Linked DNA regions of Homo sapiens: region 1 is linked to region 2. A link is an interaction called in ENCODE POLR2A ChIA-PET data of the cell type or tissue named here. Cell type or tissue: endothelial cell of umbilical vein. All regions are shown on one strand. Each heading gives the region's core, and the rest is flanking DNA. Links, peaks and the distances in the headings are about the cores only.

What was found. Peaks named below come from ENCODE experiments on the same cell type or tissue, not always from the same donor. Only the 100,000 strongest peaks of a DNase experiment are listed, where the experiment ranks them.
Region 1: POLR2A ChIA-PET joins it to region 2 with 17 read pairs; 3 of 35 experiments call an interaction of 5 or more read pairs at or near these places.

What each region holds. Positions count from the first base shown.
Region 1 is chr11:73,309,593-73,318,232 of GRCh38, reverse strand. It overlaps ARHGEF17 (Rho guanine nucleotide exchange factor 17), which reads right to left. Exons shown (of 21, transcript NM_014786.4): 1 at 6,403-8,640. Among named protein-coding and RNA genes, the nearest start is that of ARHGEF17-AS1, 4.6 kb to the right of the region's middle. RefSeq lists enhancers at 3,704-3,883, 8,142-8,640. In endothelial cell of umbilical vein, for the core only: no CTCF peak of the experiment used is centred there; a DNase peak (open chromatin) is centred at 4,352; H3K4me3 peaks cover 2,534 bases; H3K27ac peaks cover 1,602 bases.
Region 2 is chr11:73,447,333-73,455,972 of GRCh38, reverse strand. All of the region lies in intron 2 of FAM168A (family with sequence similarity 168 member A), which reads left to right. Among named protein-coding and RNA genes, the nearest start is that of RELT, 75 kb to the right of the region's middle. RefSeq lists an enhancer at 308-807. In endothelial cell of umbilical vein, for the core only: no CTCF peak of the experiment used is centred there; no DNase peak of the experiment used is centred there.

The DNA of each region.
Region 1 (8,640 bases), core at 244-8,243, 140 kb after region 2:
AGCAGGAGGCGATGGTGGGGAAAGCACGTAGCGGGTAGACCCAGGCCTGAGTCCCGGCACCACTCTGAACCTGCCTTCTCAGCAGCCTAGTGGGATGGTGGGTCCCTGCCTGCCAGCACTTCATTCTGCAACCGAGATCCTCCTTAGAACTGGGTCCTTTCCCAACAGCCCTGGGAGGAGGTTTATCCTGGTGCCCAAGAGCATGGACAGCTCTGTGGCTCTGAAGGGGGATGGAACTTATTGAAGGCCTCACAGCAGGAAGGTGGTGAGGCAAAGCTGATCTCCTGACTCCTAGTACAGACACCAGGCTGTCCCTAGTGAACCCTAGAGCTACTGGAGGGTTGGGTCCTGGAAGTCCCTCCAGGGGCTCAGGCACTGTGGTTGGGGCCCCAAACCCCTGCATCTCATGGGCTGAGGTTCACTCACTGCACAGAGCCCAGCAGCCTGACAGTTTTCCTCTGTGTCTGTCTCTCCCAACCCCCAGAATGCCCCAGAGACCCTGGGAGCTGAGAATTAGAGGGAGGACATCATGGGGGGAATCAACTCCCATGGGGAGACATCAGCTCCAATAGGCTCCTGCTTCCCAGGGGACCCAGGGCCCCCATTTCAGGGCTTGCCAGCAAGGCGCCAGGCTGCCTGGGCACATTTCCCAGTAAGTACGCCAGGGCTTCAAGCCTTTCTGGGAAACATTGGCTCCCCCTTCCCCCACCCTGCTACCGCCATCCCTGCCAACTCTGCTTAGTGGGAACTCTGTGGGACCAATGTACGGTCTGGGAGTCAGGACACTGGGAGCCAAATCCCATACTCAAGCTTTGGGGCCTTGGGCAGACCCTGCCCACTCTGAGCCTGCTTCTTTATTGGACTATTGGAGCCATGGCAATGCCCACGTAGCTGGAGGATCAGATGGGAGGGATGGGGCTACCTTGGGGGGTAGGGGGAGGCATGAGCTCCCTGTCCCAGGAGACATGCACGCTGGAGCTAAATGGGTGTCATGGTGGCTGCAGAGGAGACACCAGTGGGATATGGCCCTGTCACCTGCCTCACTGGGACCCTGTGGCGGCTCCACTCTCCTAGCCTTTCAGCCAAGCCAATGTGGGTCTGCAGGGGGTGGCCAGTGTAGCGCAAAGCCCAGTCCACCCTGGGGACTTTTCAAACTCCACCTCCCCACCCTAAGTGACCCCTCACACACTGCCCAGCCATGTGAGAAGTTGTAGCTCTGTGTTCACCTTGAACATTGGGGTCCAGGCCCTTGAGGAGCCCCTGGGGCTGCAGCAGAAACCCACCACTCCACCATCTCTGCCTGGGCCCAAGCCACCATCATCTCTTGTCCAGATTATTCCAGCAGCCTTCTGACTGGCCTCACAGCCTCCACCTGGCCCCTTGCAATCTATCCACATGGAGCAGCCAGAGCAGACCTGTGAATGCTTAAGTCAGACCAGGCCACTATTCCACTCAGAACCTTCCAACAGCACCTGCCCCATCTCACTTTGAGTATGTGCTGAAGTCCTCCTATTGGCCTACATGATCTTCCTCACCCTAACCCACCTCTGATCTTCTACTTCTCTGCTCCATCCATACAGTTCTCTTGACTGTTTCTCAACCACCTCAGTGCCTTTGCATCTGCTGTTCCTCTCTGCCCAGAATGCTGTTTCCCTCAGCCACCTGACCTGCTCCCTCACTTCCTCCAGGCTTCTGCTCAAATGTCACCTCCTCAGACAGGCATTCCTGATCTCTTGATCTAAAGTACCCCACCCTGTCATTCTCTACTCCCTTATCCTGCTTTATTTTTTTCTCGGACCCTACCACTCCCTGACACAGAATATCTCCATTTACAGACAGGCCTCCTCCCTAGTCTGGAAGCTCCACAAGGACAGGCTTTTGTTTTGTTTGCTGCTGTATTCCCAGGCCTAGAAGGCCTGACATGTCTTATTGCTCAGACAGTATTTGTTTAATGGATGAATGCATTACCCTATCAAAGGCCACCTGAGTCTCTGAAACAAACTTTTACTGCACACAACCTGCCATATTTCTTTCCATCTCCTAGCCTCTGCTCATGCTGTGCCCTCTTCATAGAGCCTCTCCCTCTTGCTCAGTGTTCAAGCTCAAGCTTAGGCAGAGCCTCTTCTAGGAAGTCCCTCGGCCAGTTTCCAGGCTAGTCCCTCAACATCCTAAGCCCCTTCGAGTTGGCTTCTAGATCCTACACTCTGTGTGCCTCGGCTCCCAGGAAGCCTGGGGGTGCCTCCACCCTGCTTTGGGGCAGCAATGTGTAGCCTGAAAGATCACAGATGGGAGGGTGGGAGGGAAGCAGGAGGGGTAAGTCCCTACACGGGGAGAGGGGGCTGGGGACAGGATTAGCAGCAGCCTCTCCGCCTCCCAAACCCAGCTGGTCCCAGAAACGTGGGGCTGGAAAATGTCAGACTCAACTCTAGTCCATCCCCCAACCCTTCCTCGCTGGGGAGGACTCATTCCTGGACAGTGTTCCCCCCAAGAGCCCAGGCCCTTAGGAAGGAGTTGGGAGGAGATGTGAGGAATAAACAGAGGAAAGGGGCTGCCCTTCTGCCTGTCCTCCCTCATCTCACCCCCTCCTGCTGGGTGACAAGACATTTAATTATAGATATTTGGTACCGCTCAGAATTCCAAGTGTCCTAATCACCTCCTCCTTTCCCCCCAGAACCAGTTTCCATGGAAAAATCACACAAAGAGCCAAGGAGGGGAAGGAGAGAACCTCCACCCCCGCAGGTTCCCCGCCAAAAGGGGAGAAAGAAGGGTGACTAGAAGAGCTGTTGCCAGACCTTCATCAGCAAGGCAGGGAGCTGGCTGGGTAGGGAGGGGGTCTGAGTGGAGAGGAACAAGGCCAGGGTCCTGGTGCATGGGCCTGGTTCTGCCCGCCCTTGCTGTGTGACCTTAGACCTAGCATTCTCCCTTTCTGGGTCTCAAAGTTCTTCCCATCCCAACCCCAGGCCCTGGTGAATTAAATAACCACTATGAAAGTGTTCAGGCTGTTGGGGATGTGGAGGTGACACTCCCAACTGTCTGCTGACTTGTCCCCGCTACTCAGATGGCAGGCCAATCTCCTTGGGACCCCTCACCTCTAAGACACTGATATGCTAGGATTCAGGGTGAATCCAACAGTCTTCGACTCTAAGTCTGCACTGTAAGATATCCACAGCTTTCACAGTTGAAGAATGAAACAGATAGTGTCTGGCACATAGCAAGCACTTGATAAATGTTCGTCATTGTTACTGCTATTTCAGTATGTTAAAATTTCGTGAGTTCATCTGCCTATGATGCTGAGAGACAAGTCACCCCCTGCTGTGGGCTACAGTTGTGGCATGTGTCAAACGGGTATCAGGGACCTGAGGGCAGAAGGTGGGACTGCAAGACTCTGCACTTTGAGGCTGGGGCGGGGGAAGCTCTCCCTCACAGGAAGAGTTGTTGACCAACCAGGCTACAGTGGGCCTCAGTGGAGGTAACAAGAGTGTGGGAGGGGCGGGGCAGGGAGGCCTGACAGCTCTGCCTCCTCACCTCCCGGCACACAGACAGGCATTCCTGGAATAAATGACCCATGAGCTACTGTTACTCCCTGTTCTCCTGGGTTCATGCAGCTATTGCAGACAGCTGCCTTTCTCTCCCCTCCAGCCACACCGCTGGCTCCTCCCATTTCACTTGACACCCCCTGCAGGCTGACTCCCTCCTTCTGAGCCTCACAGACCAGGCAGTCTAACCTCCCACTGTACAGATGGGAAAACTGAGAGACAAAGATGACTCTGTCCAGGTCTGAGTGAGTCAAAGGCTGAGCCAGGCCTGGCCCCAGGCCTCCCACTTCCCGGCAATGGGGGCAACACCACACAGAGCACGAATGTGGACCTGAGGGTGAAGGACTCCCTACAGCCTGGGGGGCGGGGGGCATCCCCTTAGTCCCCAGGGACTGCCAGAAGCAAAGAATGACAGCTCCTCTCGTCTCTGCTTATTCTGGAGTCCATACCACGCCATCTCCACCCACGGCCCAGGGAGCATGACTGGAGCCTCAGGCTTGAAACAAGGGAACATTGTCTCCTCAACAGAGGCCACCAGGAGGGGGTGGACAGCTGCTCCCCATATTCTGGGAGCCAGAAGGAAGGGGACAGCAGGAGGGGTTCAAGCTAGCAGATGGGAGAACTTCCAGGCTTTATGAGGGTGTGGGAAATTGGAGGATGATGGATGTTCTCAGAGGCTACTGCAGTCCACCAGGTTATACTGAGGCCCCCGAGGACCCAGCCCTGTGTTCACAAGCCAAGCCTGGTGGCTGAGAAGCAGCTGGGCAGTGCAGCCTCCATTTTTCTTCTTTCCTGCTACCAGAGAGGAAATGATCACACCACCCATTCACCACAAGAGACAGCCTGCCAGGCAGAGGCCATTACCCCCATTTTATGGAAGGGGGAAGTGAGGCACAGAGCAGGGATATGATGGATCCTAGGCCACACAGGGATCAGAAGAGCAAGGCTCACACCCTGCTCTTCTAATGACAGACTCACCAGTTACCTCCCCCTAAGGGGACATCAAGCTGGGCCTGGAAAAGTGAGAGGCCTGGAGTGGGCAAAAGCTTGGAGATCAGAGAAGGCCTCTGTTCGTGGCAGGGAGAAGCCCATGTTATGGCAGATCTGTCCCGCCTCAGAGCTCCAGAAAGGGGTGGGGGGTAGAGGAGAATGTGAAGGGAGGTGGGGCAGGAGAAGTTCTGTAAACTCCCACCTCCTCTCTGGGTCTCAAAGCCTTCTCTTAGAAGCACCCCCAACCCACCTTCAGTCTCCCTGAGTCCCTTGGTTTACTCCTGTCCTCTCCCCCATTTGAGCCTTCAAGGCTCCCAGAAAAGATATATGGGAAAGGAGGCTGGGGAGGAGACCCCTGACAAGAACTGGACCTGCTGTCTTCCTCCCCTCCCCCACCTTCAGAACTGGCACTGGAGTTCAGGGGCACCGGAGCTGCCCTCACTGGGACTCAGAAGGAAGGACAGGTTCAAAACGCCCCGCTCCCCACTCCCTGCCTGCTCTCTCTGCAGCCTCCATGAGAAACCCCAGAGCCAGGACCAGGGGTAACTGGAGACAAGGAGAGAGAAACAAAGAGAAAGGGAGTTCAGAGGGGCCATGAGAGTGCTGGGAAAGGGAGTGACTGAATCAGTCCAGGGTTTATAATTTCCAGGCTTCTCACACAGTCAGGGAGCGCAGTGGGAGCGCAGGCCACAGTTGAAGTAACCACTGGCCATCGCTGAGCTCAGCTCAGAATCCACAGCCTGGAATCTAGCTCCCAACCCAGATGCCAGGGCATATGCCATCTGGATCCCATCTGAATCCACAGCCTAAACTCCAGGGATAGCTGAAGCCAGAAGGTAGAAGGAGGGGTCTCAGGGAGAGTGAGCCCCCAGGGCTGGGGGTCTGGCAGAAACGGGGTGCATCTCAGAGTCACCAAGAAGGGGGTAGAGTGGGGAAAAGATGCAAGCAGACAGGATGGGGGAACAAGAACCGACCCCCCAGACCCATAGAGGCAGCCCTGAATATGGGGCCCAGAACCACTCCTGACCTCTCTAAAGGGCCCTGGCTGCCCAGCCTCTGCAGCCCCCTCCCTGCCTCTATCCTCCCCTAGAAGCCCCCATCTAGAAGCTTTTTTCATCTGAGGAGGCTCTGGCAGAACTCAGGCCCCAAGAGTCCCCAACTCAAAACCGCAGGCTCCCCCAAATCTGCACAGTACCAGCTGGATGGAAACATAGGCACTAGTTTGTCCACCTATCTCCCCTGATTGGGGAGATTAAGTCACAGAGAAAGGCCAATGTCACACAGCAAGAACAGAACTGCAGTTAGAACCCTGAGCCCCCTCTGCTCCTCCATAAAGTAAAGCCTTGTACCTCCCCAATTCTCCCAGGCCCAGGAACACATCTATATTCTGACCTGTCACAGGAAAGCCACACGAAGAAGGGCAAACCCATGTCAACTGTGGCCCCTGAGCCAAACATCCTATCAAGGGTCTGGCCAACAGAGTAGCAAGCCTCAGAGAAAGGACTGAGCCTGCGCTGGGTGCCATCACACTCATCCCTCCAACAAAGAACCACACAGGGATTTCCAAAACCAGTCCCTGAGAAACATCCAAAGGACAAGATAAGAATCCTTTGTAATTACCACCCAGAACACCTGGAGCAGACAAGACCCTTTGCCATTAGCACCAGCAGAAAACTGAAGCTTCTACAGGGCCTGAGTAGACAGGAGCCCTGTGTCATTAACAACTCTTAAAACTGCACAGGCACTTCCAGGACCAGAAAAGCACCCTTGGCACCTGGGCACCTGACCAGTGAATACAATGCAAAAGGCTCCAACCGAAGTCGGTGCCCATGGCCCTTCTTTGGCCCCAATCTGAAGGCCCCTACAAAGGACTCACCACCTGTGGCTTGCTGCAGCACTTGCTGGCAGGGGTAGGCTCATCTGCAGGCCGAGCTGCCTCAGGGGGCTTGGCCTCAGCAGAGGGCGGTGCAGCCAGAGGCAAGCAGGGCATGTCCACTGGCACTGGGGCAGGGACCTCACCGGAGTGCAGGTTCAGCATGTACTGCTTGGTGACGTCCTCGAGCGATGGTGCCTGCAACGTGGGATGGGCTCGGGTAGGGAAGCCTATGGGTTCTGGCACAGCCACAGGGGGACCAACAGAAGTTGGTGGCTCAGGCACCACAATAGGCATAAATGTGGCGGGCACACTGGCATGGCGAACGTGTCTGGAGGAGGGCCGGGCCCGAGACAGGCTGCCAGTCTGGTCCTGACTGCCCTCGTCTCTCCGAAGCTCCTGGTGACTACTCCGAGCTGGGCGCTTCTTGGAGCCTCGGCGGATTAGCCTCGGGGACAGAATGTCAGCCAGCTTGGGGTCAAGGTGAAAGTTTCGGTGGGCAGTGGCAGGGGGAGGCAGAGCCTCAGGTAGGGCCCTTTCAGACTGTGCCCGGCTCCTGGTGGCACCAGGTTCTTCTGGCTCTGCCCGCTGCTCTACAAGGATGGGCTCGCTGCTGGATGGAGGCAGCATGGGCTCAACTTCTCGGATGGGCTCCCCTCCAGGGCCCTCGAATCCAGGCCCAGCCAGCTCCCCACGGCGGCTGGGGTCACTCAGGGATTTCTTCTTGGGGGCTTTGCCAGCAATCCTGTCGTCCACCACACGCCCCAGGGTGCCAGGCCCCTGAACTATGCTCTGAATAACCTCCTGATATCCCTTGCTCTCTTCACTGCCCACAGACCAGTCACTGTGACCACTGGTCAAGCCCTCATCCATGGCTGAGGTGGCAGGGAGCCCTGTCTTGGGGCTCAGTGAGCCCAGGAGGTTGCTGTCCACAGAGAACCCAGTAGGCTCTTCAGAGGTGGCAGCCCGGTGGCGCTGAGGAATTGGGTCACTCAGGGACCTGTAGGCCTCCCCTGCCTCCCCATTGCTCAATTCGCTCCCACCAGAACCTGAAGGTGGGACTTTGCGTCGTCGGCGGAGGGCACCTGGTGTGGGAGGGGTCTCAGGCGACACCAGGGCCCACCCGCCCAGACTGTCCTCAGTCCCAGGGCCATGGTGGTTCGTCTGGGCCGAGGATGAGGAAAGAGGTCGCCACATCCCTGTGGTACCCAGGCCGCAAAATGCTGCAACAGGAGGCTCAGGGTCTGCCCCAATGCCTTCATCTGTCAGACTGGACTCAGGGCCTGAGAGCTCCTCCTGGGACCGCTGCCCTCGGGTCACATCCCCTGCCCAGTCAGGGCTTCCAGGGGGGGCATCGCTTCCATCATCTTGTTGGGCACCCATGCGCTGGATCTTCTCAAAAACCTGGCGGGCCTCCTGCACATATTGGTCCTGGACGATGAGGGGCAGCGGATCCTCCTCGGCACCAGGGCCTGTGAGCAGGAGCTCGGAGGAGCTGGACTTCAGAGCACTGGTGCGGGGCAGGCGGCGGGCCATGGGCTTCTCAGAGCAGGTGAATGACTTTGCTCTCCGCAGAGTGGCTGTCAAGTCCTTGAGTGTGGGGCGCGTGCCAGGTGATGCTGGGGCTGGGATGGGTATGGGTTCAAGTTGCCCCACAGGGCCACCTGCGGATGGTGAGTCTCTGCCATCTAGGGGGTTGCTTCCACGGTCCCCGGAGCTCCCACCAGGTTTTCGGACCCTCAGCTCTGAAAGGTCTGAGCGCAGGAAACTGAGAAGCGTCAGGGTCTCTGAGGCGATATCTGGATTTGACAGGGACTTCCGCTGTCGACTCTTTTCAGGCTCAAATCCTCCATCCCTCAATGCCCTAGAGGTGCCTCCAGGTCCTTTGGCACGGGTTCGAGCCTGGGACCGCAGGAGCCCTTCCCCAGCTCCAAAGCTAGGGGAGCGGTACACGCCCCAGCCCCCAGAACCCCTACTAGACCATAGGTCGTCGTCCTTGAGGGTCTCCGTGCTGGAATAACGGCTGCTACCGCGGGAGCCTGCGGGGCTGGCCAGGTACGAGGGAAAGCTCACCTTGGCCACACGGAAAGCTCCTCCCACAGAGTCAGACATAGGCCGAAGTCCCTCCTGGGGACCTGGGACGCAGGGCGGAGAGCCACTACCCCACTCCCGGAGTCCTTCTTCTCTAGGGGCTCTTGGAGATGTTGGGGGCTCAGGGCTCCCAGAAACCCCTGCTGAGTT
Region 2 (8,640 bases), core at 269-8,268:
CATGCTGAATGAAGGGAGAGCCTAGAAGTAAAAAGTTCCTTTATTTTAGCTGTTTCCTTATTCAGAAAATTGGGAGATTGCACCTCAGGATGCCTAGGAGCTGTTAAAAGAGAAAGCAGTAAGCCACATAGGTGCTCTCTTCCCCTCCAGTAGAGATCTGCTCCTGCCTATTTTATAGATTAGGCATCCAGGTGAGAAGGATTCTACTGCCATAGGAGGGGGCCTAAATGACTGGACTGGATGAATTCTGACCTTCCAATTTTGTTATATACTCTGTTCTTTAAATTGCAAGATTACCAGTTTTATAAAGACTCATACACACAGTGATTGTGTGTTCTTTGTTTATGGTACCTCCATAGACTCTCCATCTTAACCAGCACAGATCTGTAAGAAATGGAAAAACAGAAGTATAAGAAGACAGAATACACTGAGACAAATACTATCTCAGAGGGATGTGCCACTGTATTCCAAAAGCCTAACATAATAAATAAATGTACAAATTGCTGTGGAAGCATGGTGTATATAGAGGAGGGCCACAACACTGTCAGAGCGAATCAGGATATTTTCTTGACCCCTTTGCTGGACTTGCGACAGGGGTGCCTCATTTACTCAGTCCACCCTTGTCTACCCCTTGTGGGACAGAGCGTGTGAGCGAACCAGTGCAGGAACTAGAGCAAGTGCTTTTGGGCGCTGGCAGGAACAAACTCTGCTTACTCAGCTCGCCATGCTCAACCCTTTGTGGAAGGGAGCAGTAGGCAAGTGAGTACAGGATCCAGCCGGCCACTTTTGGGCTCTGGCATCAGTGAACTCTGTGCGGGCCCCAAGGCAGTGTCCAGGTGGGGGTGCCTGTGACTACTGAAGCCCCAGAGGGCGTGTTACAGTGCTCTTTTAGCTCTGCTGTCCATGAACAGCTTAAGTGTTAACAGCCCAGTGGGCTCTTTGCCTTTTTGTGTGAGGCTGCCTTCCACCAGCGAGTGCAAAGGGCCAGTGTGCCAGCCTTTTTGTATCCACACTCGTGGCTCCCAAGCTCTTGTCTGGCATCCAGGAAAAATGAGGTAGCCTAAACGAATTGAAGGGTGGTAAATGCAGGAGATTTTATTGCCGATGAAAGTGGCTCTCAGTGGGAAGAGGGGCTGAAAAGGGGACGGGTTGGGTAGGTAATCTTCCCCTGAAGTCCAGCTGTCTCCAGCCAGATTCTTCGAAGTTTTGCTGTCAAGCTGTACCTCTGAAGTCAAGCCACTTCTCTCCAATGTCCAGCCATAGTCCCGTCTACCAGCTGAATCTGGAGTTTTTATAGGCACAGGATGGGGTGGGACCATGGGTGGTTTAGGAAAAGGCAACATTTGAGCAGGAAAACAGAGATATAAGTTCTCACTTTGGGCCGCGGTTTCAGGCTTTTTGGCTTGAGGGTGGGGTTTCGCCAGGGGCCTGCTCTTTTCTGCTAAGAATTTCTCTGCCCCCTATCCCTATCAAGAGGTTGGTGTCAGGAAAGCCTTCTGAGAAGGCAAGCGTGAATCTTGAAGCATGAGAGGAGAGGAGTTACTAAGTTGTAATTCTGATTCTGCTACTAACAACTAGGAGACACTTGACAAGTTCCACCCATTTCCCTTGCCTTCACTTTCCCATCTAGGCTATGAGGGGCTTATGTGAGTTGTTTAGTAGTTTCCGTTAGCTCTAACAATCTGGGTATTAATCTTTAAATTTTTGTTAGATCTCTTTTATTATAAATCAGCTGGCTGACTCCTTCCCTTAGTCTATTTCTTTTGCATTTTCTTGTAAATGCAATTTTTCTGTGTTCCTTCTTGGAATCCCTGGTGTTAATGAAGGGTTCAGAAACAGATTAAGATGAGGTGAGCTCAGTACCCTTACTCAGCGCCCTCTCCTACAGTGACAGTCCAGGGCTTCTTTCTCTGGAGCTTCTGACATTCTTGGGCAAGCTCAATAGACCATGAAAGCCAGCCTGTCCATAAGTATCCTATGAAAGGTCAGGTATAGCCATAGCTACCACCAGTGAGTGACTTCCCTTTCCCTGCTAATTAAGCTCATGCAATTTAATTTAGCTTTCTATTAGTTATGTATGGTCCTTAATCAATGGTGATATAATTTTTGTGGCCTCGAATACAGCTGAAAATCAGTGGGATGTTGACACAGGACTGGAAGAGCTTTTGGCTGTGCTGCATAGATTCTCATTGGAATGGTTTCTGTTGCGTAATGTAGTGGGGAGAGCCTGTTCTTGAAGTCTGAAGACCCGAGTCTGACTCCTGGCTCTGCCTCTAAAAACTTTAATAAGTTCCTTTACTTCCAATGGCCTCAGTTTCCTCTCCTATAAAGGTAGGAATAATAGTATCTACCCTATCTGTCACTTATTCGTGAGACTTTAAGGAGATAATTGATCTGGAAGAACCTTTTAAATGTGACAGATCTAGTCATGGGTAGAGCCGCATTGATCATTGTACTGACTTTTCTTATCTTGAGGGTTAACTGCTTGCGGGCTGGGTCCCCAGGAGGCTGTTGAGATTAGTAACTTTACTAGTGCTGATCTCTTTTTCGAAGAGAACTCCTTGGCATTTAGGGTCAGAATTGGCCAGCTTCCCAGAGTTCTACTTCCCATGGAATCACAGAGATTCTGGTCAGGAACCAGATAGGTCCAGAGCTTGGGAAAAAAATGGTGTCTGGGTAGAGAGGACCCCTTTCCCCACCCATTTTGTTCCTCTAGTGGATGGGTTTATTATAACAGCTATCTATGAATAACAGTAATGGTTGCTGTTTGCTGAGGGCCCTTATGGGCCATACACCGTGTTTTGGAAACTTTTCTACCAAAGTGTACCTGCTATCAGAGGAGAATGAATTCATCTCTGGATTGATGCAGGAGTGAATAGCCCACAGCAGCCACTCCAAGGTTAAAATGTATTTGAAGTCTATGTCTTATCTTCAGAATTCATAAGGATTTTGCCTTAAGGCACCATTATGTAGTCATACTTGTTTTCTATAAAACAAACACTTCAAATTATTTACCGTCTGGTAAAATTAACACCCCAGGAAGGTGCGCCTATTTATTCAGTACTTTTTTTTTTGTAACCTGCAGCATAGTGTTGAGTAACCATAGGAGTTCCTGTACCCAGTTTGAGAATTATGTCATTATTTTACTTATTATTATTATTTTTTTTTTGCAAAACATTCCACACCATTTTATTTCAACTTTCATCCAAAAATGTAAACTGGTTAAAAATGTGTAGTCCTGAGCTTTGGATACTGACCTCCAATCTTCATAGGTAGATGGAGAGAGAGGGTCAGGATAGAAGTTCAGAGTGCTTCCCACCCCTAGAGAAAAGGTAAGCCCTAGACATGGTATAGGACCAGAACACCAGGGTCCTATGGAGAACAGGCCTCCTTCTCTTCTAGCACTGGCCCAAGTGCCTCCCACTCACCCCCTCACCCCAGACTCTCCTTTTCATCAGAGAAGAGACATTCAGAATTCTTCAGTCTTGTCCATGAAGATGGTATATGGCACATGTAGCAGGCAGCTAGCTAAACAGTGAGGGTTAGGGCTTATCCCCACTGCTTTTTGGCAGGAAGGACAGGGCACAACTCAGCTCCCTCCTCTTCCTCAGAAACATCATTGCGTATTGTAACTTGGGTTGACAGGATAACTTGAGGTTTGCCAGAGGGACTGTAATCTCCTGGTGGTCACAGTTCCAGGTTACACCTTCTATCACATTACACTCATTGTTAGCTCCCTTGGTGAAGCAGAGCATAATTAATGCCAGCACATGCTTCATATTATCTTCTTCCTCTACCTTGAATGTAAAGGAGTGGGTGTGGCCAGAGAGCTACAGATGAAGAAAAAACTGTCCATAGTGACTGAGGCTGGAATCCCCAGACTTCCAACACCCCAGCCTGGGCTTGGTTCTCCTGACTCAAGGTGGTGGCAGTGGTGGCAGCTGTGCTGCAAGGTTTCTCTTACTTAATCTGTATTATCCAAGTTTTAATAGGTGTAGACACAAATCAAGAAAGATGAGAGGACTTGTTTCTGTCACAGAGCCAGGAAGTAGAGAAGCCAGAATCAAGCCTAAGTTCGGATGTTTCATGCTCTTAACCACTAAGCTACATAGTTAACTTACACTCATGGACTATTTAACAAGGGGGATACATTTTGAGAAATGCAACAATTAGGCAGTTTTGTTGTTGTGCAAATATAATGGAGTGTACTTACACAGACGTAGATGGTACAGCCTACTTACACACCTTGGCTATGTGGTATAGCCTAGGCTACAAATCTGTACAGCATGTTACTGCACTGAATAATGTAGGCAATTGTAACACAATGGTTGTTTGTGTATCTAAACATAGAAAAGGTACAGTAAAAATGCAGTATTATAATCTTATGGGATCACCTTCATATATGCTGTCATTATGCAGCATATGACTGTAGACTGTCTTATAATTGTTTATATCTTTAGTAATACCCATTGCTATTGCAGGCAGTCATTGTGTTCTCAGTGCTAACACAAAGTGCCTAACACAAAGTGAACTCTCAATTAATATTGGTTAGTTGAGTGAATAAAGGACTGAATGATCAAACCTCTAATAACGAAGCCTTTTCAGAGGTCCATAAATCTCTCTGGCAAATTGACCTGAGAGTTTGGAATAGGCTTTTTGTCCCGAGGGTCTTCTCTAAACAGTAATTCACATTTAGCTCTAAGCCAGTGCTTTCACACAGAAAATTACATTATTTATAGGGAACTCTGGATAGATAGACAAAGCTGCCCAGGAGCTCTTATGCCTCACCTTCTTCCCAGACAGCCTAAGAGCTTAAGGAATCAGTATCTCAACTCAACCTGTAACCCATTTAGATAGCTCCTAAGCTGCCATGAAGGGGTTCTCAGAATTATCTAGTTTATGTTTGTCTTCCCAACCCCTAATATATATCACACATGCACACACTCGTCTCCATCCTTGCACCTATTCATTCCTGGTTCTTACTATGGTAATAAGCACAGGTATGTTGTGGAAAAAGCTGGTCTAAGAGTTTTTTTCTTAGTAGCAGCTAGTAGTAGTATATGCATACTTTGGGAGATTAGAGAACCTCCACTGTAGACTTGTCCTTTCTTTCAGGGTATATTGTCTGGAACTTCTAGGAGAATTCCTCTTCTGAACTCAAAGCATCTTTTTTAAGAGACAGCTTTGCCTTGTGAAAACCCACAGGCATTTCCCTATGTTCTGAGCATTCAGGGTCTGTCTGGTCCATAAAAAGAAACCAGTTGAAACCTGTCACTATTGCTGTTTAGATTTGGGGGGAGGGGAGTGGAGAAGGGGGGTCGTTTTGTTTTTGGGAGGGAAAAAAGGCCATAAGCTAGGTGAATATCCTGATACAGTGAACCTTTTCTTACGGATGGAGAAACTTTTCCAGCATCTGGAGGTGCCCAATTGTCAGTTTCCAAAGTCTCTGTGACTAATAATTGATTTATACTTTATAGCAGTGATTTTCTAAATGTAACCCCTGGGCCTACAAACCTACTAGAAATGCTAATTCTTGGGCTTCAGCTTCAGACTTACAGAATCAGAAACCCTAGAGGTGGTTCCCAGCAAAATCGGTGTTTTTACAAGCTCTCTGGATGATTCTAATGGACCTATCTCCCATTTAGTAAATGTTCCATAGTCTTCCTCTTCTCTCCCAATTTTGTGAGCTTGTCTAGGAATCTTGCCATCATGAATGTCATAATTCCTTCAAGTTCAAAACAGCTTTAGAAGCAGGTTATGTGTCAAATGTCACACATGTGTCAGCTATGACAGGAGGGGCTGCTGGCACCTTCTCAAGACAGATTGGGTGGTCCTAAACCCTGGACACAGGGATGCAAGCCAGTTTCCAGCAGGATAGCCAACAATTTTCTTTTCCCTTGCACATTTTAGGAAAACTAAATAATTGGCCCCTAAAATTGGCTTTAAAAGGACTCATGTTGAGTAAGGTCAAAAGTGTGATTACTTGAAAATTGCTCAGCTGATGGGGAAGGTACTTGAATTTAAGTGTCTAAATCAGATTTTTGCTATTACTGCTGTCAGCAGGAGAAGATGCAGAAAAATCAGTAGTCCTTGGTCTTGTTTAAGCTACAAAACCATACTTCTTGTTACCTCCAAAGGTCTCTGTCTACCAAGGAGAAGCTTTGGCCTTCACTGTTACCACAAGTGCTGTCACAATTTGTAAGTTTATGCTGAGTTCATTGGACTCTGTTGCCTTATGCCTGCATGGCAGGAGGCCTGAAATCTTCGTGGTACCATAAGATAGGTGGGGATGGGCAAAGAGTCAAGACCTGACTCCAAACCTTCCTACCCTCTTCCCGCCTTAGTGTGGATCCCCAGCTGGGAGCTCTGAATTGAAATGCAGACAAGAGGGCTGGGCACAGTGTCCAAAGAGGGGACCTGATCCTAAGTAGTTCTGTTGTAATTTAGGTTACTAACCATCCTGAGTTTCCAGAGGAGCTTGGAGCCTTAAGAAGGTAGGCCGAGTGATTCATATTATTATAGTTATTTTCATCATTTGAGTACCCATTCCCTAGTAAATCCAGTGCCAGATTTTTTTTTTCATGTAGCTTAGTAGTTAAGAATTGTCTGTGTTTGAATCTCAGCTCCGCTGTTTTATCACTCACTATGCATCAGTTATAAATGCCAGAATATGCTACTGGAAGACTTGATTAACAGTAGCTTAGGCCAGGTGCGGTGCCTCATGCCTGTAATCCCAGCACTTTGGGAGGCTGAGGCAAGAGGATCATTTGAGCCCAGGAGTTGGAGACCAGCCTGGGCAACATAGAGAGACCCTGGCTCTCCAAAAAAAAATTTTTAAATTAGGTGGCGCACACCTGTGGTCCCAGCTACTCAGGAGGCTAAGGCAGGAGGATTGCTTGAGCCCAAGAGGTCAAGGCTGCAGTGAGCCATGATCATGCCACTGCACTCTAGCCAGGGCACCACAGCAAGACCCCATCTCAAAAAGAGAAAGAAAGGAAAGATAGAGATAGAGTTAGAGAGAGAGAGAAAAAAACAAAACAAAACAGGAGCTTAAATAAATAGGTAAATAGGAGGTATATTTTTCTTACATAAAAAGAAGTCTGAAGGTCAGTGGCAGGTGACATTGATTTATTAGGTCAGTGAGTACAAGACCAATATCTCTATGATTCTTTGGCCTTTTCCTCCTGCTCTAAGATGGCTGCTGTAGCTCTAGTCATTATGTCTCTGATGGAGGTAGGAAAAAAGGGTTATAGAGGAACACGAGTAATGTCTGTTCTTCTCCTAGGAAAGCAAAGACCCAAATATCCCCAGCAGACTTCTGTGTACATCTCATTGGTCAGAACTGGGCCACGTGGCTATTCCTAAGTGCTAGGAAAGCTGGGAAAGTGAGTATTTAGCTTTTCCAGACTCAGTAGTGAAAGCATTTGGTAAGGGCAAAGGGTGTTGGGAATGATCATTGGGTTAGTGAGCCCATTGTCTATCACAATTACCCAGGCAAGTAAATTAGCTTCTCTAGTTGGTTTCTCATCTATACAATAAAGGTAATGGTAGGACCTACCTCATGAAAGGGTTGTGAGGATTAGATGGGATTAATGTGAAGCGCTTAGCATAAATACTTGATACATGGGGCTGGGCGTGGTGGCTCACACCTGTAATCCCAGCACTTTGGGAGGCTGAGGCGGGCGGATCACAAGGTCAAGAAATCAAGACCATCCTGGCCAACATGGTGAAACCCCGTCTCTACTAAAAATACAAAAATTAGCTGGGCGTGGTGACATGCACCTGTAGTCCCAGCTACTTGGGAGGCTAACGCAGGAGAATTGGTTGGACCCAGGAGGCAGAGGTTGCAGTGAGCCAAGACCACATCACTGTACTCCACCCTGGCAACAGAGCGAGACTGTGTCTCAAACAAACAAACAAACAAACAAAAAGTAACTTGACACATAAGTAATAATACTGGATTTTATTATTAGCATTATCATCTCAACTCTGCAAAGTGATTATTATCCCGTTTTATATAAGAGATAGCTAAAGCTCAGTGAGTGGAAGTAACTTGCCTGAATTTATAGTTTGAAATGACAAAATTAGGATTTGAGTCTGTCTCTGAATCTGAAGTCCATGCAGCTTTTTCTGCAGTGGAAGTTGAATCAGTAGGGAAATGGTAGTTAGCTGATGGGTCTATCTTGGATAGACCCAGGCCAAGGGGTCTTATCAGCCACAAGGCTTGGTGATTAGAGAGGGATTAGAAAGGGAGAAAGACTGAAAAAAAAAAATAGGTTTGGGCAGTGAGAGCCCAAGCAGAAACTCCCATGTGGGACATATAAGAACACAGAGAACCACAACGTAGGGGGCCATCACTGGACTGATACTAGACCTAACAAATTGGGGGGTGAATTTTTTTTTTTTTTTTTTTTTGAGACAGGGTCTTACACTCTGTTGCCCAGGCTGGAATGCAGTGGTGTGATGATCATAGCTCACTGCAGCCTCGATCTCCTGGGTTCAAGTGATCCTCCCACTTCAACTTCCCAAGTAGCTGGGAATACAGATGCGCACTGCTGTGCCTGGCTATTTTTTTTTTTAATTTTTGGTAGAGATGAGGTCTTGCTATGTTGCCCAGATTGGTCTTAAATTCCTGGGCTC